Regions from separate parts of the Mus musculus genome. Here region 1 is linked to region 2. The links are chromatin loops, found by intact Hi-C in ENCODE. Cell type or tissue: left cerebral cortex. All regions are shown on one strand. Links, peaks and the distances in the headings refer to the core of each region. The heading gives the core; the rest is flanking DNA.

The links. Hi-C counts contacts between places; a loop is a spot of excess contacts. Peaks named below come from ENCODE experiments on the same cell type or tissue, not always from the same donor. Only the 100,000 strongest peaks of a DNase experiment are listed, where the experiment ranks them.
Region 1: it touches region 2 in a loop (5-fold over the local background); 4 of 42 quality-filtered maps call a loop at or near these places.

Annotation. Positions count from the first base shown.
Region 1 is chr11:42,176,349-42,188,944 of GRCm38, reverse strand. It overlaps Gabra1 (gamma-aminobutyric acid (GABA) A receptor, subunit alpha 1), which reads left to right and starts at 6,015. Exons shown (of 10, transcript NM_010250.5): 1 at 6,015-6,779; 2 at 9,297-9,385. The coding sequence starts at 9,312. In left cerebral cortex, for the core only: CTCF peaks have their summits at 9,249 and 10,428 (motif pointing right); DNase peaks (open chromatin) are centred at 8,406, 8,861, 9,186, 10,642 and 5 more places; H3K4me3 peaks cover 5,841 bases; H3K27ac peaks cover 4,254 bases.
Region 2 is chr11:43,342,642-43,355,282 of GRCm38, reverse strand. No RefSeq gene overlaps it. Among named protein-coding and RNA genes, the nearest start is that of Mir146, 25 kb to the left of the region's middle. In left cerebral cortex, for the core only: CTCF peaks have their summits at 5,464 and 6,471 (motif pointing right); DNase peaks (open chromatin) are centred at 5,134, 5,462, 6,496, 10,437 and 2 more places; H3K27ac peaks cover 1,825 bases.

The DNA.
Region 1 (12,596 bases), core at 4,597-12,596, 1.2 Mb after region 2:
CTCCCAGAGACTGAGCCACCAACCTGGAGCATACAAGGGCCAGTTCTAGGTCCCTGGCACAAATAGAGCAGAGGTCTGCGTGGTTGGGCCTTAGTGGGAGAAGATGCCGTGAATCCTCAAGAGACTTGAGACCCCAAGGAAGGGGGAGTCCTTAAAGGAGGGGGGAGCACCCTTTCAGAGGCAAGGGGGAGAAGTAATGGGATAAGAAATTGTGGGAGGGGGACTGAAGGGGACAATGGGAATATAAATAAATAAACAAAAAATAATAAATATTGAAAAATATTATATTGGGATAACCCTTTTTTCAATATCGGGCATGGTATTGCTCCTATTGACGAGCTAATCATTTCTATGAGCTAAACTATCATTTTGAAACTCATTCTGTTCTTTTCTTAAAAGTGGTTGAGAATGGGCTACCATATGTGGATCAGAATACTAAATATGAATAGAGACCCACAGCAAGCCCACTGAACAACTCTCAGTCTCTCACTCTGTGTGTTTCAATGGCTATCATCTTTACAAGCAGTAAAGGTAATCTGTAAGCAAGAATGCTAGACACCATGTTTTTCAGAAACGACAGAGCAGTGAGTGTAAAAATTCACACTGGTGAGTCAGGATTCACAATGTCTGTGCAAACTCAGGCCAGAAAAATATTAGAGAGGGGTGGTTGCAAAGTCCCACTCATATCTATGCAACTCATGCTGAATGATGGATGTCATGAAAAGGGAAATAAGGTTTCTTTGAGAGTGTGACTACCTGTCCCTAATGCTGTTGCCTGTCTGTGGAATCCGTTCCTGTAAGTGGGATACTTTGTGGCCTCAGTGGGAAAAGATGCTACTAGACCTGCAGAAACTTGGTGTGTCAGGGTGGGGAAATATCCAGGGGAGGCCTCCACCATCTCAGAGGATAAAGGGAGAGGGTGAGGGGCAGGAATGTCATAGGGGACAAGGAGTGGGGTAACAGTGATCTTGAGTTGTATGGATGAAAATTATAGTAAGAAAAATCTAATTCACACTCCCCACAGTTAACATGGGCCTTTAGTTATAGTTGGATGTATTTATGTACAATTTTAATAAAAAGGCATCCACATCCACACACTTGTTTTCATTTCACTCCACAAAGCAAAAATTATTGTAAGCATCAAGAACTGAGAGCTATTGAACAGATGGGGTATTAGTGTCTTAATTCTTGATCTTTGTTCTCTGTAAATCCTTCCATTGCATATCCTCTCCACAAATCCTGTGACCAGGGCATGATGAGCAGTTTTTCAAATGCAGCTGTAATGCTCAGGTCATTGTGGACAAATATATAAACTGAGATGTCCAGCAGGATAATAACAGCACATTCAAGTCTTGGGATACTGTAAAACAGACCTATCATAATCCTACCAGAAGACCCTACATAAACCAAGTGTAGTCTCTTGAAACCGGCTTGTCTATAATTTCCCCTTACTATTTCTGGTAAGTGAAAACCCTAAACTTTCCCCCCTGGATAATAAACACTTAATACAGACAACTGAGTATTTATTTATCTCACTTGCCTAAAAAACAACAAAGAGAAATAGATGTGCATCCATATCTACAGTTAAAATGTGTTCTCATTTGGTTTTATCTTAATACTGTTCTACTAATAATGTATGTTTCTTCATTCAGGTCATTTAGCATGGGTCTGAAATTGCATTTTAAAATGTCATGCAGAGTAGATATTTTAATAATTGTCTATTTTCATACCTTCTTTCTGACTTATCTCATTGTCTTCAAATTGCCAAGTGAATCTACAAAGCAGAAAACCCTTCTTCAGAGTTTGGGCAATATGAAGACTATTTATTTTTAAATGAATAAAATTACTTCTTGCTCTCAGCTTATCACTTCATTCAATTCTAAATAAATCTGAATTTAATCTACTTGAGTTGCTGGATTTAACATCTGTGAAAAGTCTTTTAAAGAACATGGGTGAATCCAGGTTATGATGTGTGAGTCACTGTATTGAAAATTATCAACAGAGGGAACCTCAAGAGTGCCCTACTTAAATAACTATTAAATTGCTCATGGCTCCTGCACATGTGTATATGTTATTTTTTAATTACACATAAAAGACGGTATTTTAAGTATATTCTTGGAAAAATCTATGTTTGCATGAAATAGCTATGGATAGACTACGTGCTAGGAGGATTCTATGAGGCCTTATACTTTCAGAACTATGAGGAAAAACCTATTCCTAAAAAAGATATATTGAGGCTTTTACAAGACATACCAAATTACAGCAAACAAATACAGTAAGGGATAAAGAGAAAACAAATGTGCAGTCATTAGAAACAATTTATGTTTCCAAGAAAAGAGTCAGATGTGATATTTTCCCACACAATGCTGCAACTTAAATGTGGGGTACTATAACTGTGCTTGAAAATTTCAATTAATGAAGTTTGGAGAACCTTGGTAATATACCCTGCCATAGAGCTGCTACATGGTATATATATATATATATATATATATATATATATATATATATATATATATCTGTATCTCTATCTATCTCTATCTATCTATCATCTATCATCTATCTATCTATCTATCTATCTGTCTGTCTGTCTGTCTGTCTGTCTGTCTGTCTGTCTATCTATCTATCTACCTACCTACCTATCTCTCTATCTCTCTATATATCTATATATCTATATATCTATATGTGTGTGTGTCTGTGTGTGTGTATGTGTGTGTGTGTGCGTGTGTGTGTGTGTGCAAACTGTGCATCTATCCTGGAAATAAAAGATACTATCTTGGATGGCAAATGTATCTCAATTAAAGCACAAAATTTTCCCATTTTAAAAATTATTTTTTAATTCAGTATCAATTATACAAGAAGGGATATTCTGTACAATATACTTATATGGTTCACTAAGTAAGGTGGTCTGTATTATATACTAGTGAAATTAGTAAATTTGAGAATACTGTATAAAGCCATTCATTTATATATTGATAATTATAGCTATTCAAGTAACAACCTTTACACTTATTATTATGGATTACTAGCCACATGTTAATATTGAGAATTATTTTCAGCCCACATATATCTGAGCCATGCCACTATCTTTTTTTGAATGTCAATAAAGCTGGTTTATTTTCATTTATGTTTTATTTTTACTCAGATATTTGTAAATGTTAAAAACGTCACTGAACGAGTGAGAACATTCATTATTTTTCTCTCACTAACTACACTTCTAGTTGATAAAGTAAAAGCAGTTTTCTGTTGAGTAGATTCAGTGTCATGGGTTCAATTAGGTCAGGGCTTTCTGCCATTTAAAATGACAGAAAAAGCAATGTGTACCAGACTGTAACACTAGAGACGAAGGTATTTGGCCTGCCTAGCATCTCTGATTCTAGGTTTGACTTCAGAGCCCTCCTGCTGAAAACTATTGGTATTGGGGATATTGGCCACTGGTTTCATGAGAAAGATGGTAAATAACAATAAAAATCTGAAATAAAAGTGAAATTGTATGTTCTCAGCACACTTGTCTTCAAACTAAATACTCTTGTTATAAATATTTACTTACTCCCCAATCTTTTGTTAACTTTTAATACTAGATAAATTTCTATAGTTTTGAAATTAAAATGTGCATTGATATCTGTGACTAACCTAAATGGCCAAATATATGTGTAGGGGCACATTTGTAGGGGCACAGGAACTCGCAGTGAAGAAACAGTTGTGAGTAAGTATGAATGAACAAGTGAACCTGAATTCTGAAATTTAGATTCCATACTAAAATTGATAACTCATGATCCAAATGACCTTGGGCAAATGTTTTGATGTTTGTAAGCCACGAATATGAAAGATTTGTAAAACGGCCATATTAAGATTTGTTTTAAGAAAGAAGTTGAATGTGCTATGCTAAACAATTGGGATATAATTTTACAAAGTAAACACTCAGAAATGTTAGAAATCATAATTTTTGCTATTTCAATAAGTTATTTTGTCAGGTATACACACTTTGAAAGGATTTATTCCAGATGTAACAGGAAAACTGTAATGCCAGCAGCTGTCAAAAATCATTAATAGAATGGGACATTATAAAATAGTTTTCTTTTTATTAATTTTTGTGTTTTAATATCTAGAAATATGTGGATATATTAATATCTCAGATGGGAAACTATAAATTCATTAATTGTTTACAATGTTGGGTAATGTTTTGGGAATTGTCAAGTTATTGGTATTTTAAATAATATATTTTATGAGAATGATGTATATGTAATATGTAATGTATATGCAATCTGCTCTATGTTGTATTTTATTTTAAGGGGCATTCTCATTTCTGCATTAACACTCTAGCTCCATAATTCTTCATGTATTTTTCTAGGGTATGGAAATGCTGTAGAGTTACATGTAGCTATAGTGGTACATAAAGCAGTACATGATTGAAATTGTTCTCAGAGAGTTTTCTCAAATAATAAAATTTCAGAGCCAAGTGTTTGCAAAATCTAATCAATAGAGAGATTTAGTTGTGTGACATGAGAGGAAAAAGCCAAAATTTCCCCCAATTTGTTGAGAACTGTAAAAGAAGTTACAACAATTTTGTCAGGAGAAGGAAAGACATTTTAAAAAAAATGTTATATTTTATGACTATTGGTTTTTTGGTTTTTTGTTTTGTTTTGTTTTTTTATGGCATTGAAACTATGGAAAGTTAGCAGACTGGAGAGATGAGAAAGTGCTTTATAGTTGGTAACTTGGGGCTTCAGGACTTCAGTAAAGTTAGTCTTGCTTTACAAGCTGCCCAGTGAACAAGTAACTAATTGATAAATGGAGCTCTGCCACACAAGGGAATGGCAGTATTCGCTGGTATTTGAGAGTGCATCGACCCTTGTTGTGTGCTTTGCGGGCAATTATTACTGTTTAAAGAGAGATGCCTCGAGTCAGTCCTCAACCCCACCTTCCAAACGCTTATCTTGAAAATTCCTTGTCAGCAATTCACCCCCCAAAAGCCAGAGAACAAAGTCACATTATGAATGTGGTCCTTGACTGTGAAGGCCACGTCATTGCAACTGCATAGCTTAAGGTTTCATCTTATAAACTGATTTCCTTGCAGCATACGCCAAGAACAACTTGTAGAATGCTAAACACAGGAGTGTTTGGTGCTGGCTAATTAGTCCCCCCCCCCCCCCCCTTTAATGTTTTGGACAACACTCAGCCTCTATTTTAAATTTCTCCTCGGCCAGAAGTCCACTAGAAGAAAATGGTCAGCGGGTTTACCCAAATTCAGACTTCATCTACCAGAAATATGAATGGCATAAGGATGCCTCATATTTTTCAGCACCTCCTCCCCATGTGGTTTTAAAGTGCTGAAAAGCAGCTCTTGGAGGTGCTGGCCATTGTCTACTAGCACCCTGAGGAAGACAGCACCCATGACCTGAGCTAGAAGCCATTCACAAAAACCCAGCAAGGAACCACAGTCATTGCTCAGTCCCTGAAAATCCCTCAGGAACATGTCGAACACACACACACACACACACACACACACACAAACACACACACAAACACACACACACATCCTGCATGTATAGTTATCTGTGGGTGAAGAACTCTCAGGGAAGGTAAGAAAAGAGGACAGAGAAGAAAAAACAAAGTAGAAGCTTTCCCCCCACTGACTTCTAAAAATTCCCCCCCCCCCATTTTTCTGAACCGAAAACGATGGAGTTCAAGGCAAAGGCATGTTTCCGGAAATGGAGATGTGCCTCTCAAACCCAGAAATGATTTATGCGAAGTTAAATATTCCGTGTTCGAAAACCTTGCAAAATTCAGAGTTAAGGGAGTCTGTGCTTTTTCAGGACAACGCACGCAAAGGTTAAAAACCCGTTTGCGAAGCCTGTCTGGCTGTCCTCTATGCTGTAGATGAAAGGCGGGATGCAAAGCACTCGGAATCTGACAAAGTATGAAGGACTCTAAGCCCAGGGGCCGTTCCCTAGCAAACAGGGTTCTTCCTACTGTCCCTCACTCGTCCTGGTTCTGCAACAAGCAGGGATTTAGCCATATGTGTGGGAGTGTGCGAGGGAGAGCAAGTCGAGGACAGAGCGCTCTCCACACGTGTAAGCCTACATCTCCCTGCTTCCTAGCTTGCGTTCATTCATATGAATGCAGTGGTTAAATATTTGATCAGAGGTAGCAGAGTTACAAGGATCGGTTGTGCTTTAATGAGCACACCTTAGAAGAGTATGCTCATAAATATCAAGAGAGAAAAGATCCTAAGAGTGGCCCCCATCTCTAACCCTTTCTACCCTTCCCTTCCCCCATTTTTCAGTCCCCCTTCCCCCCCAAAATAGAGGAATGCTTGCAGCAGATTGAAGAAGGATTTGAGCCGGCAGCTACAGAGATGGGGATTAGGGCCAGAGTGCAAGTTAAATTGCGCTGCATATAAAAAATGGGCGGATTGGTGTCCAGATCCAGTGGCTGGTACCACCTTCCTTTCTAAAATAAAATCTCTCTGGCATGAAGTCACCGCCTATTTCACATCCGGTTTGCGCTGGGACGTATTACTACTGTCTTGGTACAGAGAAATCTTTTGTTGTATAGCTGCAGATTGGATATTGGGAAGCAAATTTGGGTATGAAATCTCCAGTGCAGGAGCACGCAGAGTCCATGATGCCTCAGACCGTGTGAGTGAGCGCGGCGCGAGGACGCCCTCCGCCCGGCGCGCCCGCGCTCGCAGACTCGCGCAGCTCCGACTCACCGCGATCCTCTCTCCCACACTTTTCTCCCGGGTCTGGAGCGATCCGGTGCCCAGAGGGGGCCCCGAGGTAAGTGAGACTTCGGACCACGATCGCCCAGTGCTTGCAACCTGCCTTTGTCCTAGCTGGAGAGGCAGAGATGTTCTAGCAGGGAAGCGAGCAGGAGCAGGACAGGAGCTGAAGCTGGGAGCAGGTAGAAACAAGGAATGTTTTCTTCTTTCAGGGTGAAAACTGCAGCCTTATAGGAGTAGATTTTTCTCTCTCGCTCTCTCTCTCTCTTCCTGCTCTCCTCTTTAAGGAAGATTAGAATGTACCCTGAGGGGTGGGTGGTGACATGTTGTTTTGATCTCTCTTTCTTCTTCTTTTTTTTCCTTTCTCTCTTTTTTCTTTTCTTTTCCTCTTCTTTTTTTCTGTCCAAGGGGAGCTGCGGTGAGTTGGGGAGTGGCTCTGGGGGTTGCCATCAGCTAAAGTTAAGAGGTTAGGACCAAAAACCTGTCACCCTGCTCCATTCTAGGGAAGACTGGCTCACCCTGCTTGAACACGTCTCTTCTCCCCTTTCCAGCCACCACAGCTGAAATGCCCTCTGGTGTAGGGGTCTCTCCCATTCTGGAAATGAGAAGCTGAACTTACTTGCTCTGGGTGGCAGGGGAGGTGGGTAGTGGAGCATGCTTCTAGAGAGGGGAAGGATGGAGGTGGAAAGGGGGCAAGAGACAGCTTCGTGCTGCCTTTCAACTGTTCTGTTTGTATTCGCAAGAAACTTTCTTCCTCCACAACTGAAGTGCCACGGCAGGTTTGTTTTTCTGCAAATATGAGAAGAGTGCAAGAGCTATGGTGTCTTGCCATGGGAATCTCATTCTCTCACCCATTCAAGACTTTCTTTCCTTTTCTAGAATCAGTGGCGATTAATAGGGTTAAGAGAAGTTGTTTCCTCTTCAAAACAGATGTTAAAACATGCTTTAAAGAAAGAATTACCATTGTGCCATTTGGATGCAATATTTTCACATAATGATATTTATCCAAGATACCCTGTCATAGTCTACTCCTGTGTGTCAAAACCGGTCACTACATTTAAGAGAACACTATGAGGAAGCTCACGGTGCTTATCTCTACATAATTTCATTCTAAATGAATTCTGCTTCCCTGCTTACATGGCTGTGTGTGATGGTTCTTACTGATTGGAATGATCCGGGAGAGTGTAGAAAGCATTTTGTTGATGTATTTAAAGGCATACATACCACATGGACCTAGAGAATGCTTAATGTAAAAAAAAAAAAAAAAAAAAAAACAAAAAAAAACCCTGGGTTTTATAAAGCTTCCATCTATTCACGGTTGACCCTACTAAGGAGTTAAGAATCGAGAAAGTGGGAAAATAAAATACATGTAATAGTTTTCATAGTAGGACCAGGATTAATTTCAGTGCATTTAAGTAACTACATCTGCTTTTTAGCCAGGTAGTGCTCAGGATTTTAAAATTTGGCTTAATAATTATGTATATACACATAATTATGTGAATGTATAACACACACACATAGACATTTCTATAACTCTTCTGTTCCATACACATTTATTCCTCCAGTATCCTCCTACCATATCCAAGTTCAACAATCAGATAATGATTGATTGCAATTTACCTAAGTGGGAATAAATATACCCTCCTTTTCATGCGAAGCAAACCACTTAAGCTTCCATCTGTTGGAGACAAAGTGTTTTCTAGCAGCACCCTGGAAGAAATTAAAGGACGCTTACAAGATATGTGTGGGTATGTTTGTGTGCATTGATGTGTGTGTGTGTGTGTGTGTGTGTGTGTGTGAGAGAGAGAGAGAGAGAGAGAGAGAGAGAGAGAGAGAGAGAGAGAGGGAGAGAGAGAGGGGGAGAGGGAGAGAGAGAGGGAGAGGGAGAGGGAGAGGGAGAGGGAGAGGGAGAGGGAGAGGGAGAGGGAGAGGGAGAGAGAGAGAGAGAGAGAGAGAGAGAGAGAGAGAGAGCCCAGCACATGGCCTGACTTTAAAGTGTATCCTTTAGCTTCACAGAAACATTAGTGAGCATATTTAACAACCACAGAGGAGAAGCACGACTCTGGCATTCAACAGTGTGTTTCCAATGGTTTTTATAAAGAGGCAGATACAGTTGCTTCTGAAATCAAGGTATCTCCAGAATTCAGGGATGCATTTTGTCAACAGAGGTGTTAGTCTACTAGATCCCACGTAACCACATGCCCTCCTTTTAGAGACACCAAGTTTAAACCTTTCAGTACAGATTCCACCACAGGGACCCGAATCAGAAAGGTCGTTTTGAATAAATCAGCAAGTAATAGAAATGCAAAGGCTACTCTAGAGTAATTTTGTCACCTGAAACCATTTCAAGTTTTATAGGATAAATTAAAATTCTGGTACATTTCTGAATGGAAAGGTGGTACGGAAGGTGGGGAGTGGATGGGCCAGGTTTCCATTGCTTCCAATGAGTGTCATATTCCAGTGAGGTCATTTCCTGACTTCAAAGCATTCATCGGAACTGCCTCAGTCAGCCCTAGTGGTTATAACCTGATGTTTCTTGCAAGACACACTGATCTCTACTTATTCCACTTTTCAGCTGTGCAAGCCCGTGATGAAGAAAAGTCGGGGTCTCTCTGACTATCTTTGGGCCTGGACCCTCATTCTGAGCACACTGTCGGGAAGAAGGTGGGGGCATTTTCTTTAAAATCTGCATGACAATTTCTGTAATTTTTTATTTATTCCATCAGGGGGAAGAAAATTGTCCATGGATGAATTCATGACTAAGGGAATTCAGAAAACTTTACTGCAATAAAATTTCAGCTAAGACTAAAGAAGAATAGAACATGAAAATAACTTTCTTGTTTGGATGCTCACGAGAATACACTTAACAAGCTTTACTTTTAAATTTAAACTAGGAAATGTATGAATTCAACTCTTAAGTCTGAAACAACTTTTTAGTTTTCATTTGTAACTGAGCAAAAAATATATAATTTCCTAATTTATGGGAAAAGTTACTAGATAGTTATAAGTTAAGTTTTCAATAGGAAATTTTCTAACTATTTGCAAAATCATAGAGTAACTCACAAAAGCATGGAAGTTAAAATAATATTTTAGAATAAAAATAAGTTAAAATAATATTTATAACGTGAATGCCACATGACTAGAAACACATGTATATTGTGTTTTAAACCATGGTTAATAAAATCAATAGAGATAGAATATACCAGATGATTGCTGTAAAATACTAGATAAAAATTAAATTTTGCTCATTTAGTATTAATATCAAGAAGAAATGTTGTGAATCAATTTCAGTAAGTTGAACTAATAAATGTATTTTCTAATGATCCAATAAAGAACATGAGATTGTAATAGCATTTATCTAAATGATCAAATATTTTATATTGTTCTCTACTTTAATAGTTTTTTGTCTAGTCTATTCTTGTGCCTTACTAAAAGGTGTTCAGCATATAATAAAATCCTAAACTCCTTGAAGTGTAATAGGAAGTGAATCTTTATGAGTAAAAATCAGAGCTATGGAATCATCTGGAAAGGCAGACATTTCTGAGGATTGGTTTAAAATGAGATGCTGGCTGTGTTACTTTTTAGTATTATCGCATAAACAAATATCGGAAGAAGAAGATGCATATTACAGTCTGATACTCTTAATTTCAGGAGTTAAGTGATCAGTGATTTTTGAAAAATTATATGGAGTGTTACTATTATAATGACCTGTAGATGGAGTTAGTGCACAGTGTTTTATTACAGAGTTGTTCATGTGGAATCAAAAGCAGGTTCAGTAACTGACATTTCTCTTCAAAAATGAGTATTCAGTCTAGGGCATTCTGTGTTGTTATTAGTATTTATTCACTCCCAAAGTCATCTTAGTTCCTCTCCTGAGTTCTGTGGCAGTTGTAATTTAAATAGGAAATTAGATGTAAGGTTGAAGATGAGCCTGATTACAAAATCACAGTAAAGAAAGATTCCCATTCCAAATGGAATAACAGGGCTGGTTTTGTTTGGGAAGGGGCTGATCTCTTTGGTATTTGCATTCCAATTCAAACAATTGCTGACAGCAAGATTCATAAGCTTAAACAATTTCTTGTGTTTTACATAAGCTGTGGAAACACACCACACGCACAGATAAAGGTAACAGATACCCGGGATTCTGAGGGCTGTGTTAGCAGTCTAATCACCTTCTGTTGTTTCTCTAACTTATCATCTTTTCTTTCCTAATTTCACTGCTTCCCCCCTAAGAGTTTTCTCTATGGAGAGTTTCCTGAATCCCTAGATGTGTTCACATCTCTTTGTCTTTATCAACACGACCTTCCAGTGTCCTTGAAAGATGATGGATGGTATTTGTTTTTGTGACATTGAATTTTTACAAGTATTTACTTTCTGAAAGCCGATCTTGCTTTTACCTTACTACTGTCATCTGCCAATGAGACACGCAGGAAGTCACAAACTCACTGAGAACTTGATTTAAGAAATAAAATAAAACAACAAGGTGTTTAATTTTGCCAAATGAGAATAAGCTCTTAATCTGTGTGACATGAATGGATTAATGTTTAATTTAATGAAATGAAAAATGGTCTTGTGGAAATAAATTCCATATATTTAGTGCCATAGAGAAATTTTACGTATAACTATCAAGTTAAAACTTTATCAGAAAAGCAGTCTTTGAAAGTATATACAACTCAGTTAATGTCCATACAGTTAGGATAGGCATTCAAACAGAAGCAGTGAAGAGTCACATTAAAGTTTATACTTTCAGTATTGAATATCTTTTATGCATTTATCCATGAAAGAATCAGTACTAGAAAAATAAATTAACTTTGCATCTTTAAAGTGGCCATTATTTACATTCAGTCCTTCCTTAGTCCCTTCTATTGACTGTGGTTAATTTGGTGTATGGTGTGTTATATATCTGCAAGTTTTAAATAAAATTTTATAAAATTAAGAAAAAAGGAAGTGGTCTGAATTTTGCTTATACAAAATTAATTATTTGCAAAACAGCATTTGTTTCTGAGGTGAAAATAGATTATATTTGGCATCCCTGTCAAAGAAGTGAATTCCGGTTTAAAACACCATTATTTTGCTCACATTTATTTATTAACCATATAACTATGTACAAGTGAAACAAAAAGAATACTAAAATTTAAATATAAAGTATATAGGTTTATTTCCCTTTCTTAATTTTACACCCTGTACCTACTTAAGCTTTTCATTCAAGGTCAGAGCTTTCACTGAGATTTGTCAGCAAGTGTAATTTTTTCTAAGATAGAAACTGCTTCTCTCTGAGGATTTGAAGGTGTCATGCTGGTCATTACATAAAACACGATTAATTCTGCATAGATAATAGACCGGTTGGTATAGAAACACAAGTTATAGGAAGTGCATCCCTATGTGGTTGAAAGCTAGAATAATAATACTGAAAGACTATAGCCCCAAACAGAAAGAACAGGAATGACCGTTCCTCTACAGAAGGTTGAAAATAAAGTCTTATTCCAGAAAGTGAAAAAAACTCATTTCTGACCTCTGCTTTGCCCTTAAGTAGTTGTGTCTTAAAACACGATGCCACCTTATATCTAGAGTGCATCTTACATCGTGTTGGCTTTTCCCAACACTTCTACTATGTCTAAACCCAGAAATGACCAAAGTTAAAGAAAATAAAGGTTTGAATGAATCTTCATTGCTTCATACATCTTAAGGGAAATCAATACACTCATAAAAATATAAATAACATAATAAATGATTTATGTATCTTCCTTTCCTAAATATCTTAAAAGAACATCCAAAAAATCAAAATAAAAAATGTATGGAAACGAAATGGAAGGAGTTTTGATATTTAAAAATTTGCATACTAAATAAAAAAGAACCTTTGAATTCATTGTGTAAC
Region 2 (12,641 bases), core at 2,731-10,730:
AACGCAGTGAGACCTTGTCTTGAAAAGTCAAAGAAAACAAGAGAAACCAACCAACCAACCAACCAACCAACCAACCAACCAACCAATCAACCAAATGTCCTTAGGTTATTAAGGATTATAAACAATATATGGGGCTGGAGAGATGGCTCAGCTGTTGAGAGCACTGGCTGCTCTTCCAGAGGTCCTGAGTTCAATTCCCAGCAACCACATGGTGGCTCACAACCATTTGCAATGGAATCTGATGCTCTAATTCTGGTGTGTCTAAAAAGAGTGACTGTGTACTCACATACATAAAATAGGTAAATAAATCTTTAAAAATAATATATTAAAGCATCCGTAACTTAAAATGATTGTTCACTAAACAGCAGCTAATGGTTTAGCTACCTTCATGACACGACTATCTGGTTTTCCTTGCCTCGAACACAATGGATTAATACATGTGTAAGATCAGTATCTTAGTCTACAATAATGTCTCAAAACTATGGAGCAACTGTTCCTCAAGTGCTACAAAGGAGCTCATGGAAATGAGCCATCTAAATCCACCTTCACGTCAGCCCTGAAAAGATAAGTTAAACATTTAACTTCCCTTCCATGGGCAGATGGCCCCTGATGGGGTTTGAACAATTTATCAAATAAGCTGGAGAAAGATATCATTCATGTTCCAGAAGATCTCAACAGACTTGGGTGATAGGCTAAATTAAACAAGATGAACTGTTTTATGAAAAATTGTAAAACCTACTACCTATTGGGTTCCATTTCTTTTTCCTTTTCTTTTGGCACAGCATGGAAAGGGAGAAGTGGCAGGCTTAGGGCTTCCTGTGGCTGAAGTTCAGTGGGAAGCCATTGTGGGGATCCAGCTATCTACACAAAGTGGTCTTTGTCCTTCCTCATCAATAGAACAAGGAAAGTCAGAAGGAGGAAGGTGCTGCTTGCTCAGCGTCTCTCCACAGACCACATGCCTACAGTAGGATGACAGATTCCCAGGATATAGGCTGAGTAAACGCCACAACCCAACTGCATTACATGGAGCACATATGTGGCATCTGAGCTCTTTTGTGCACAGTGGTAAAGGTAGCTGGGTGTTTTTGAATGGAGTTAGAATGCAAGGCATTGGGGGTCAGCAGACTAAAGCTTCTCCCACCATCAAAGGTGGACACCATTCCATAAGGTCCATCCTCTCACCGCTCACTAAGGCTTAACTAATCCCCAATCTGGAAGCTGCTTTGAAGAGCTTTCTCTAAATGGAGACAGGGCATACACACTGATCCTCTCTTTGGGGAATTTGAAAGTGGGAAAATGATTGAAAATCAGGTAGTGCGTGACAGATCTATAAACTGAATTGTTCTCTGGAGGAGGCCAGGCTGTTAGAGGGGCAGGATAAAGGAGTACGGAAACGTTAAGACAAACAGGAACAAGAATGAGGAAGCAGGAACCCTTAGCTACAGTAGAAACAATAAAAGAGGTGGAGTTTACTGAAGGTCAACCTGGGTTTGCTGAAGCAATGATGGCTTCTCTATTCATTTCAGAAGAAACAGAGTTGCTTTGCCAGCTCTGCTTTCCCCTGGAAGCTTCCTGACGCTTCACTTGAGGTTCATCTTAGGTCCACCATTGAAGTACCTCCTACTACCTGAGGTAGTCTGTGGGAATACCTGTTCTCTGTAAAGAGAAGGTATTTAAAAGTTTCACGTGGTGAGCTAGAGCCCCCAGGAGACTGACTATGAGGTCATAGATGCCTGGGGGCTGTCACGTGGAAAGGATGGTCAAAGGAGTGTGGATGTCTGTGTAGAGCAATGATTTTCACAGTGAGAGCCTCAGACAGCCACAGGGCATCTGGAAACTCCATTTCTAGGTCCACCTTGGACTCACCAGATGAGAAAATTTGGGGGTGAGTCCACCACTGAGGGGTTCTACAAAATTGTTCCATCTGAGGCATCCTTAAGTTTGAGAACAGTTACCCTAGAGATGAGATTTGACAATGACATGGCAGAATATGAGTGTGAAGAAAGGTAAGAGAGCAGTCAGTAGAGCCAGTTCCCATTAGGTTTCAGGAACTTGGTCCCGTGAGCCTAGGAATGCTGTAATTCTGTTGTGTAATTCTGACACAACAGAACTGCTGCTGCCCAGTACCCTGGGAACTGATTTTTTTTTAAAAAACTAGGATTAAACTTTAAACAATCCTGTTGGCATAGCAGAGATCCCACAACAGCAAATGATGTGCACAGCAGCTCACACTTGTAGAAATTTTAAATCCCATTCTGGGGTTTCTACCCTGCCTTGATCATTCAGTTCCCAGATAAAAGACACACAAGCAACCTTTATATTTTCATTAAGCCTGAAACAGCATAAGAACTGGGCAGAGCTCTATGCTATTAGAGTCTTCTTTCCTATCGATAACCCCAAGTTATTACTTACTATATTTTATCTGGGCTGTTCTTAACTCCTATTGGCCAGCTCTCAGGGCCATGTTTTTATGGCTCAGCTAAACCATGGCTGCTTCTCCTTCCTCTTTCACCTCTTCTCCCTCCTGGTTCTCCTCTGATTCCAAGCCTGGGAATCCTAAACCCCACGTATGTCTCTTCTGCCCAGCTATTGGCTGTTGGCATAGTTATTCACCAATCAAAAATAACAAGATCACACAGTGTCACTTGGGTCTACATGAGGACTCTCTTATCTTTGGGACAACCAGGTTTTGGGGACCCAATATTAGCATTAGGATACAAGTAGCACTAGGCCAACCAACTATACACTTTGGCCACCCAGAATTGTGAGCCAGTCTGTCTGATGACACCATGGCTTCAGAACATGATAATATACATGCCTGTACCCATAGAAACCCACCTTGTTACATCTTCCAAATGAAGACCCCTGTCTATTATTCTATTATCTTATGCAGCCCATGGTGCTCTAGTTATTGCCCAGCAGCACACGTCTTCTTACAATCTGGTCTAAGAGTTGAATTCCTCCAGCATGTGTGGCTCAGCCTGCTCTAGCGAGCACAGTTCCCAGGTGCTTGAAGGAGACAGAGTAGGTATGATATATATATGAGCAGAAGGCAATACTAGATTCAGAGACTGGGAAAAGGGAGACAGAAAGCATGAAACCCAAGCAGTTCCCGCTGCTTTGAGGAGGGCTGGGGCTGCTTAGAGTTGGCTGTGTGTCTCTGCTTGTTCAAGAATGGCTCTTGACCTGCAGATACTATAGAGAACTGTGAAGTTCCTGAGCTCAAGAAGATGCTAAAAGAGGAAGTGTGAAGTAGGCAGCAGGCTATGCAGATCAGGAACAGGGACTGAGGATGGGCATCAGAGACTTTGTTGCCATGGTAACTCTGGGGCTAGGGTAGCAACGAACTGATTGTGTCTTTATGAGCCTTTCTTGGGGCTTCTTGTCATGTTCCTTTCTGAGTTAGGGGTCAATCCTGGCTCCTACTTTCTACCATGCAATTAAAAATTTCTGGGAGTGAGAGTCTACCTTGTCACTTGCTCATGGGGACCTCTAGGTCCTCATTAAACTGGCTTCAGTAAGACTCCAACATCAGAGCATACAAGTATAGGACACCTGAACAAGCATTTGGGGACGGGAGGCCACACTCTAGACACCAATGTCAAATATACATGTTGAGTCTCATGGTGGTGATCATGAGTGCATGGGCAAGCTGCTTTTCTAAGTTATGGGATCATTTTCAGACTGACCCTGAACAATGTCCATGCAAGCACTCAGCCCATGTTATTATTGATATTCTTGCCTTGGTATTGCAACACACTTCCAAAGTTCAAGTGAAGAGGGCTGGATAGATTGCATCAACCCTTCTCCACAGCTCCTGAAGCAGAGGCAAGGAATCTTATGATCTAGTATGAATAAATGTCCTTCTTGCGGTCTGTGGGGACAAGGTCACCAAAGCAGCCAGTGGTACCAACCCCTGCCCCAGCTGGCTGCCATCAGTGTTTGAGAATCCAAAACAGATTTTTTTTGAAAGATTTATTTATTATGTGTGAATATACTGTTGCTCTCTTTGGACACAAGAGAAGAGGGCATCAGATTCCATTACAGATGTTTGTGAGCCACCATGTGGTTGCTGGGAATTGAACTCAGGACTTCTGGAAGGCCACTGAGCCATCTCTCCAGCCACCCCACACCCCCCAACAGGTTTTGTATCAGCGATTTTTCTCTGGCTTTATCCATTCCATTTTCCTATCTCCCTGGCCTGGAATTTGGAAGGGCCCTGGGAACTTCTCTCAGCAACTCCTTTCCTCTCTTGTCAGTCATTTCTCTGACCCATGTCTGATTGTCAGGTTTCCATGGGGAGCCCTAGCCTCTCGAAGACTCTCTGTTTTCTGTTCTTAGATGGGCTTGAAGAAACCAGAAAAGGCATGTGAGGCAAAAGCTGCTTGAATTGATAACAATGGGACTGGCAACCTCAAATTCCCTTCCATTGAAAATTCCTGGGGGTGGGGGTCGGGATGGGGCTCTTGCTTTCAGTACTTTTAACTTTTTATCATGCCTCTTTGGATTAGGTTTTTGGTGGGCTTTCCAAAACTTGGGTGGAAGGTGTCCACTAAGAGTGGGAAGGGGTGCAAAAGCAGATGTCTATTTGCCACAAAAAGGAGCAAGTAAGGAAAGGTTAAGATGTGTACGTTTCCCACACACATTTGGCCTCTGCTTCCTTCATCCAATGAGGCAGCTGAGTCTTGACTCCCATTCTTGTGTCACAGAACAAGTTGGAGAAGTTACAGCACCCTGGGATGAGTCCTGCGCCTTTCTTTCTTGTCCCTCTCATCCTCTGCTCACCCTGATATCCCCATTTCCTGCTTGGGGTCTTACAGCCAACAGCCAGAGCTCCTGAGCTCTGTTTAAAAAAAAAAAAAAAGCCGTCACCATGGTAACCTGCATCCTGCTCCATTTCAACCAGAGATACAAAGAAGCAGCAAAAGAGAAAGTTTAATCAGATTAAAAAAAAAAAAAAAGGAATCTTATTGACAGTATCCGTCTTTTTGGGAATAGAAATGTTCCATTTTAGTGGTGTTATCAAATGCCAGTCATTTTATGTCCTGTGGCTTCCAGAGGGTCAAAGTCATTGCTTGCTTTCTAGGGCTGTAGATGTCACGCCTTCTTCTCCAGAACGGGTTGAAGGCTCTTATGTGGCATGCTGGCTTTTTGTTTCTGGTTTGTTTATAGGCAGGGTCTCATGCAATCCAGGCTGACCCCAAACTTGCTATGTAGCTGAGGCTGACCTGCTTTCAGCTCTCGAGTGCTGGGGTTACAGGCTTTCTGGGTGTTGCTGCACTGGCCCCTGTTTATGCTTCTTGGAAGGAATTACGGTGGGATTCACTCTAGGGAGCTTTCCAGGCTTTTCCCACCTCAGTCTCCCCAGCCTACAAATCCTTACATCATAATGGAATGAGAAAAAATAGCTGTGACATCCTTGAAGGTCGCTTACTCCACAGCGCCACTCTTGAATTTGTGTGTCTAGTGATTCTTCCCAGGCATCTATGCCCAGAGAATGCTCCTGGATCTTCCTCAGGAGGGCGTGACCTCAAGAGGGCGTGACCTCTGGAGGGCGTGGCCTCTGGTCTTCATGACTCACTTGGAGCTGGGAATTATCTGGCTCATGCTGGTTAGTTTTGTCAGCTTGACAGTCTCCTAGAAAGGAAGCACTCCAATTGAGCAATTTTCTCTATCGTACTATTTCGTGGACATGACTGTATGGCATATTTATTGATATAGAAAGGGCCGAGTCTGCTGTGGCTGCCGCTATCCCTAAGCAGGTAGTCCTTGGAGATATATGAAGGGTAGATGAGGTAGCAGCGTTCCTCCATGATCTCTGCTTGAGTTCCTATCTTTATGGTGTTGTAGTTTTTGTTCTTGTTTTTTTTTCCCCCATGACTGTGATAAGCATAAGCCAGATGATATCTTTTTCCTTCCTAAGTTCCTTTTGGTCATTGTTTTATCACGGCAACAGAATGAAAATTAGCATGTTCTCTCTCATAGACACAGGGATGAGCCCATGGCCTGTGGGAGTTCTGGGCTTTGGTCTGGCAGGACTAAGAGGCCAAGTGAGGGCAGGTCCGGTGTGAGGATGGAGGCCAATGGGTGCAAGGATAGGGAGGGAGACAAGGCTCTGAGTGTTTCTCTTGGTGTTCATTGGAATGTACTAAGACACTGCCATCATCTGATATTTTTAAGTTATCCTAGGCTCCCCTGCACAACTTCCCAGAATTCCCCTCATTCCACCGTCCTTAAGTCAGATATACACTTGTTATTTTTCAAACTAGAATCTTTGGTACTCAGCTTCAGCTGTCTTCCCAGCTATGTTTTTGTGGATACTGCTGGGTTATCTGTTTGTGGTTTGTTGTTGTTGTTTTATTTTAAATCACAGCGAGGTTTGTTTTTATAGACAAAGATACAGTGGCCCTGCAAGGACTTATCTCCTTTTTGCCTAATGAGTGGGCCACAGAGAGTGGCTGCAGTACAGTTCTTGGCCACTAGGGGGCAGGAGCACCAAAGCAAAGGACTAAAGAAAGCCAGCAAAAGAAGCCGGCAGGTAGCAAGACAACAGGGCTTGTGAGGCTGGCACAGTTCAAGTTCTGAATCTCACATCTCTGTATCTCATCTTGGATGCACTGCGTGCCTACTTACTCTGATGATCTCATGCACCAAAGTGCCCGAAAAGAAATTTCTTAGGACTTTTGATGTAGGATCTTACTGCCTATGAAACAAAGCAAGAGGCATCTCGGATAAGAATTAACCTTTCATAGTTCTTAAAGAAGTTCTTGGGAATTGTAAGACCTCAGCCTCCGCTTCCAAGACAGTGTGTGACCTTTTGTAAGAAGCCTAACCCACTACCTCTCCCTGGGCTTAAATGTCTTCTTCACAAAAGGCGAGATGATGGGGCATCATCATCCTTTCTAAATCCAAGAGGCAAAGGGCAAAGATGGCAGACGTGGTTTCTATAGACTCCTTCCCATGAGGCATTTAAATCCGCTCCTTCATCCCCACACTGGGATCTACGTACTTCTACAGGCGGCCGCACTTTACACACAAGAACAAAAAAAAACCTCAGGTAGAAGCTTGGTAAGAGGTGAGTGAGGTATTTTTTTTGGCTCTTTCTACTCACTCTGTGTCTGTCTGCACCCTTTGATGGTAGTGAGGTCTGCGAGCAGAAGTTAGTGAGCATCTGTGATCGTTGACGCTGTCTTGAAATCCACATCAACTCCTTCCTTATCCTGAACCAGAACTTACTGAGCCAGCCCAGGCTGCCTGCCTGGAATGGAGTAGATATGAAAGTCCACTGGGAGCAAGGCATGGCTGGGTCAGGGGTTCTCAGCCTCCCTAATGCTGTGACCCTTTAGTACAGCTCCTCATGTGGTGACGCCAACCATGCAATTATTTTGTGGCTACTTCATAACTGTAATTTTGCTAATGTTATGAATCATAGTATAAATATTGGGTATGCAGGATATCTGATATCAATCCCTATGAATAGATCATTTGACCCACAGTTTGAGAAGAAGCGCTGGTCTAGAAGGGTTTTTTTTTTTTTTTTTTTTTTTTTTTTTGCCTTGTCATAGATCGTATTTATGGCCAGGCAAGACTATTTCCATACAATGCCATGTGGTAGAGCTTTTGCTCAAAACTTTGACTTTTTTTTATTCTTAAAAGATACTCCAAAGAGTTTAGGAACCCACGGACCTATGAGACTATCTGCACTTCTGGCTATCCCACATCGGGGCAAGATGGTGGCTTGGCTCTCTTTCTATAGTCTCATCCATGAAACACCATGAAGTTAAAAAGATCAAAACAAAAAGCAAGTGATGCGAAAAAAAGCAAAAACAAAACTAACTTATGTAAAGCTTTTAATCCCAGCATTCAGGAGGGAGAGGCAGGCAGATCTCTGTGGGTTTGAGATCAGCTTATTCTGCATAGTGAGTTTCAGGACAGCCAGGGTGCTATGGAGTAAGGCCATGTCTCAAAGAAAGAAAGGAAGAAAGAAAGAAAGAAAGAAAGAAAGAAAGAAAGAAAGAAAGAAACAAACAAACAAAAAAACCAAGAGAAACAGCCAACCAATCAACCAACTAACCAGACAAAACAAAACTCAAACAAACAAAACACCCAAGCTTAAGTAAAACTTTCTCTCTCTCTCTCTCTCTCTCTCTCTCTCTCTCTCTCTCTCTCTCTCTCCTCTGGCAGCCTCAGTGTCTCAGGCTCACTGTCCCGGAATGCAGAGGGGAGGGGTTGGCACAAGGGAGATGAGTCCTTGCCTTGCCTGTGCTTGCTGCTGTCTAGCTCTGAGTGACCATTCTTCACGTTTCTCAGCTGCCTGGTTGACGGTAAGCGGCCACTTTCTGCCCCATTGCCATTTCACTTAGCAGGACATTGTAACTAAAGACTAACAGAGAGTAGCACCATTTCTCTCTTTAAAAATTACTTCCATCAAAGTAAATCCTTATTGTTGAAGACATGATGCATTTCAGAAACAGGCCCCGGAGGCCTCTGAGCTGGAGCTGACCTGAGCGGCCCGGCCTGAACACTAGCTTTCACGGAACCAGAAGGCACCATGCAAGTTTCCGAAGGAGGGAAGCGAGCAACAGTCCCATCTAACTATAACACGAATGAGCCGCATCAACAACCAGCATGGCGTGGTAACCCTAAGGGGGCAGTAGTGGCACACATGCCTTGGCAGTAACCATCAGGTCTCCAGTTGGATTTAAGACAAGTCCAAGGCTCAACAAGAAGGAATTCATGTCTAATACAGCTAACTACTAGCTAGCCTAATCTAGCTAAAGACTCAGTGCTGGTTAGAGTCTTGGTTAACTGGAGAAGAGTCTAGAACCATTAATTTACTAAACCAGCACACTCCCTAAAAATCGAAAAACATTTGTTCTTATACCTACAGGTAACTGTAGTCTTTACATCAAGGAAAGTGCTGTTTGGAACATATGGAGACCACTACAAAAAACCCTCAGCCAATCAAAGTGCAGGTTTGTGGACTCCAGTCCCTGTGGATACATCTACAAAATCCTCCCACGTGTAAGGCTGAGAGAGCATTGTGAAGAGGGGGCAGAAAGATTGCAAGAGCCAGGGGATCAGGGACTTTGATCTAAGATTGTGTCTCCTAGTAATATCAGAAGCTGTACTCATGAAGTCTCACCACTAAGACTGTCCAAGTGTGAGCTGAACAAGGATGGCACCAGTGGACATGACAGATTGGATAGGGGAAAGCCCATGAAGTCTCAGCCCCACATAAAGAGCTCTAGGCACCTGAATAAAGCAGAGAGTGGGATGGGGTGGACCTCCCCAGGGAAGAGCATACCAGATGGTTGCCAAGTGCCACACTGCCAGCCCTGTAAACACACATACAATTAATCAGACTAGCTAAACAGGTTGCATTCCTGAATACGTTCTATCTATCTATCTATCTATCTATCTATCTATCTATCTATCTATCTATCTATCTATCTATCAATCTATCTATCTATCTATCTATCTATCTATCTATCTATCTATCTATCTATCTATCTAATACATGTAATGACAATTAGTGAAAAAGAGGACATAGATTTGAGGGAGAGTGGGGAGGGCTTGGAGGTAGGAAAGGGAGGGGAGAAATGTAATTAAATTAAATAAAAAACATTGACCACTGTTTTTGTTTGTTTGTTTGTTTTGGATGGCATCAGCCCTGAACCTTTAACAAGTGCAGAGCATCCTGTGATAACTGACCCAGGCATCTATAATGGGCAGGTTCCTGTTGACCCCACCTGTGCCCTTCAGGTTACTCTCCTTGTCTTTGCTGGGGAAGAATTTTGATGTCTTTCAGATTATCTTTTCCAGCATTTCCATTGTTTAGCAAGGGGAGATGGCTTCTGAGCTCATATGAGATCTGCATGCGAACACAGGCTTTTGGAGCCACCTGCTCTGCTGGCTGCTCATCATAGAGTGTAGCTGGGAAGGAAAGACAAAGGGACCTCGAATTTCTCTGTGCGGGCCATTTACAGAACATTGGGGAAAATGCCTCTTGTTCACTATTTTGTGTTCGCTGTGTCTGTATTCTGTGCTTCAAGTATCCAAAATACTGTCCCCAGATAATAGCTTATATGGTACATTTGGTCTGGTCCTCTTTCCTGTGTCCCTAAACAGTTTAAACCCTCCATATCCTCTTCCTGTCCTAGTCCTGCCCCGCCTTTGTGTTCCCCCAGGACTATGTTTCCCAAGGGTGATTGCCACATCCTGACAGCTGCCCAGTCACAAGCTAAATATAAACCCTTCAGACAGCAAGTAAGCCCCTCTGGTTATCTGCTCCTTTGTGTAGCTTATTATCCTCCCAAATCAAACTCCAGAGGAGACTCACAGATCATGCATGCTGGGCAGGGCCGGTGGGGTGCGTGCGTCTGACTGGGTAAACCAAACAAACGAAAGCGTTGTGAGTCAGCTGTACCCTTTCAGCAGAGCGCCGGGTCTGCACTTCAGACAAACCCTCCAATCCTCAGACGTTGATTTTCAAAGCAAATTGCTGCATGTCGCATCAATACTGGGAGCAGATGTAATAGTCTGGTGAGCTGGCTGCATGCAGCCAAGTGCAGGGACATAGAATCAAGGGCAGAGAGTAGCTGGCACACTGAGGCTTGTATTATCTATATGGCTCTGCCTTCCTTACAGGACCATAGGAAATGGAGGCACGGTGGGCAGAGGAACCCAGGTCTCTGGTTGTCTTAGAGACTGCGAAGCCCAGGGCTATGTCTTTATAGTGACCCATGGTAAGGTCTGGGGCTGCATATGGCCTTCTGGCTGCGAGGATTCTTAACACAGAGGGCAGCTTGGGATCTCCAGGGGCTACAGGCTTAGTCAAGGCCAAAAGCTGTCATGCTGAAATAGCCAAGGCCTGAAGGAAAACAGATTTTTTTTTTTTCTTCCAGAAATTGGTGGTCTATTTCAAACCTTGTGTGCAAATGCTCAAGAAACAGGACCAAGGGAGGAATTAATGTTTGGAAAAGGCTCTGGGGTTGATGCCATTCTGCAATTTTTCTGTGCCTGGATTTCCCTCATGTTTCTCTAGAGGTTCACCTTCTTGGCCACTACATGTGGTCCCAGGACCTTGTTTCCTCTCACATTGTATTCTCTCTCCTAACGATATAACCCTAGCTAAGCCAAGCACTTCTTTCCACTCCTCCTCCTCCTCTTCCTCCCTCTCCTCCTCCTTTTTCTCCCCTCCTCTCCTCCTCCTCCTCCTCCTCCTCCTCCTCCTCCTCCTCCTCCTCCTCCTCCTCCTCCTCCTCCTCCCCCCTTTTTCTTACCCGAGACAAGAGCTCACTGTGTGTTACCTAACTAGCCTGGGGAAACTCAGTATGTAAACCAGGCTGACCTTGACCTGACCAATATCTTTCTGCCTCTGCTTCACAAGTGCTTCCATTAAAAGGAGTGTGCCTTTAGTCAGGCCCAACTTTCCCCTCTGTTTCCATGCATCACATTTAAATACAAAAGTCACGTCTGTTTCCTACCAGCTGCAAATGGAATACCTGACTTCACCATTTGGATGTCTTGAAATCAGCATTTTGAGAGTGAGCCTGCAATCACCCATCTGTGCTTTCTGATGTTTCTTACCTCATTGAACAGCAACCACAATGCAGTTAAATAAGTCAGAGACTTTGTCGAAATCTCGTATCTCTTCCCCGCTTGCAATGCTGTGCTTAGCCTTGCGTTGATTACTTGACTCAGACATATTTTTAACCTGCCCACCTTTCCCTTTTATGACTCTGACTCCTTCTGAAACTACTACCGTGTCTTGCTTGGACTAACAGATCAACTGCAACCCCTAATTCTTTTTCTTGAACTCACTATAGCTCCCAATTAACCAAAAATACCGTCCTCAAAAAGTGAGTTGAATTCTTTATTCGCCCTTTCTCTAGTGCTCCCAATCTGGTGTTCGCCTCTAGGTGACTCTGATAGTAGAGGATAGTGAGATTCCAACATTCTTATGCCCTTACTCTGTCTCTCTCTGTCTCTGTCTGTCTGTCTGTCTGTCTGTCTGTCTCTCTCTCTCTCACACACACACACACACACACACACACACACACACACTCTTATACTTTAGTCTTATTTGATATCTCCTCTCTCCACACCCTCCTGTAGTTTGCTCTTTTCAATGTAAGGACTTCACCCGTTTTCTTGGAAATGGCTTGTGAGAGATGAATTAGCTTTTACAACTCAGATGAGTCGGATGGAGCAAATAAACGTCTTCTGGCTCTTCAAGCTAACCAGTGGATGGGGCTGACGCTCCCGGGGACTGCTCTACACCAACAATCTGTGAGTCTGGAGCTGCAGCATTTCAGCAGAGGTGTACGTATAAACATTTCAAAGGGCATTTTACAGAGGAGGTGGGAAGAAGGTTCACAGTGATGGCTGTCTTTCTTTGTGGGATTGACTCTCTCTTTGTTCCTTGGCTGCTCTGTGATGGCAACTTAGAGGTCAGAGCTCAGCTTGCTGGTCATGGTTTGAACTTTTCTGGGGGCGGAGGGGGGGGGGGAATAAAAGTTGGAGGAATGAAGATCTCATTGTTTAACAGCAGACAGTAATGAAAGGCAAAACAATCTACCACAAAGAAAGCACTGGGGCCGCATCTAGCAAGAGCAGGACAGCCACAGGAACAGAGG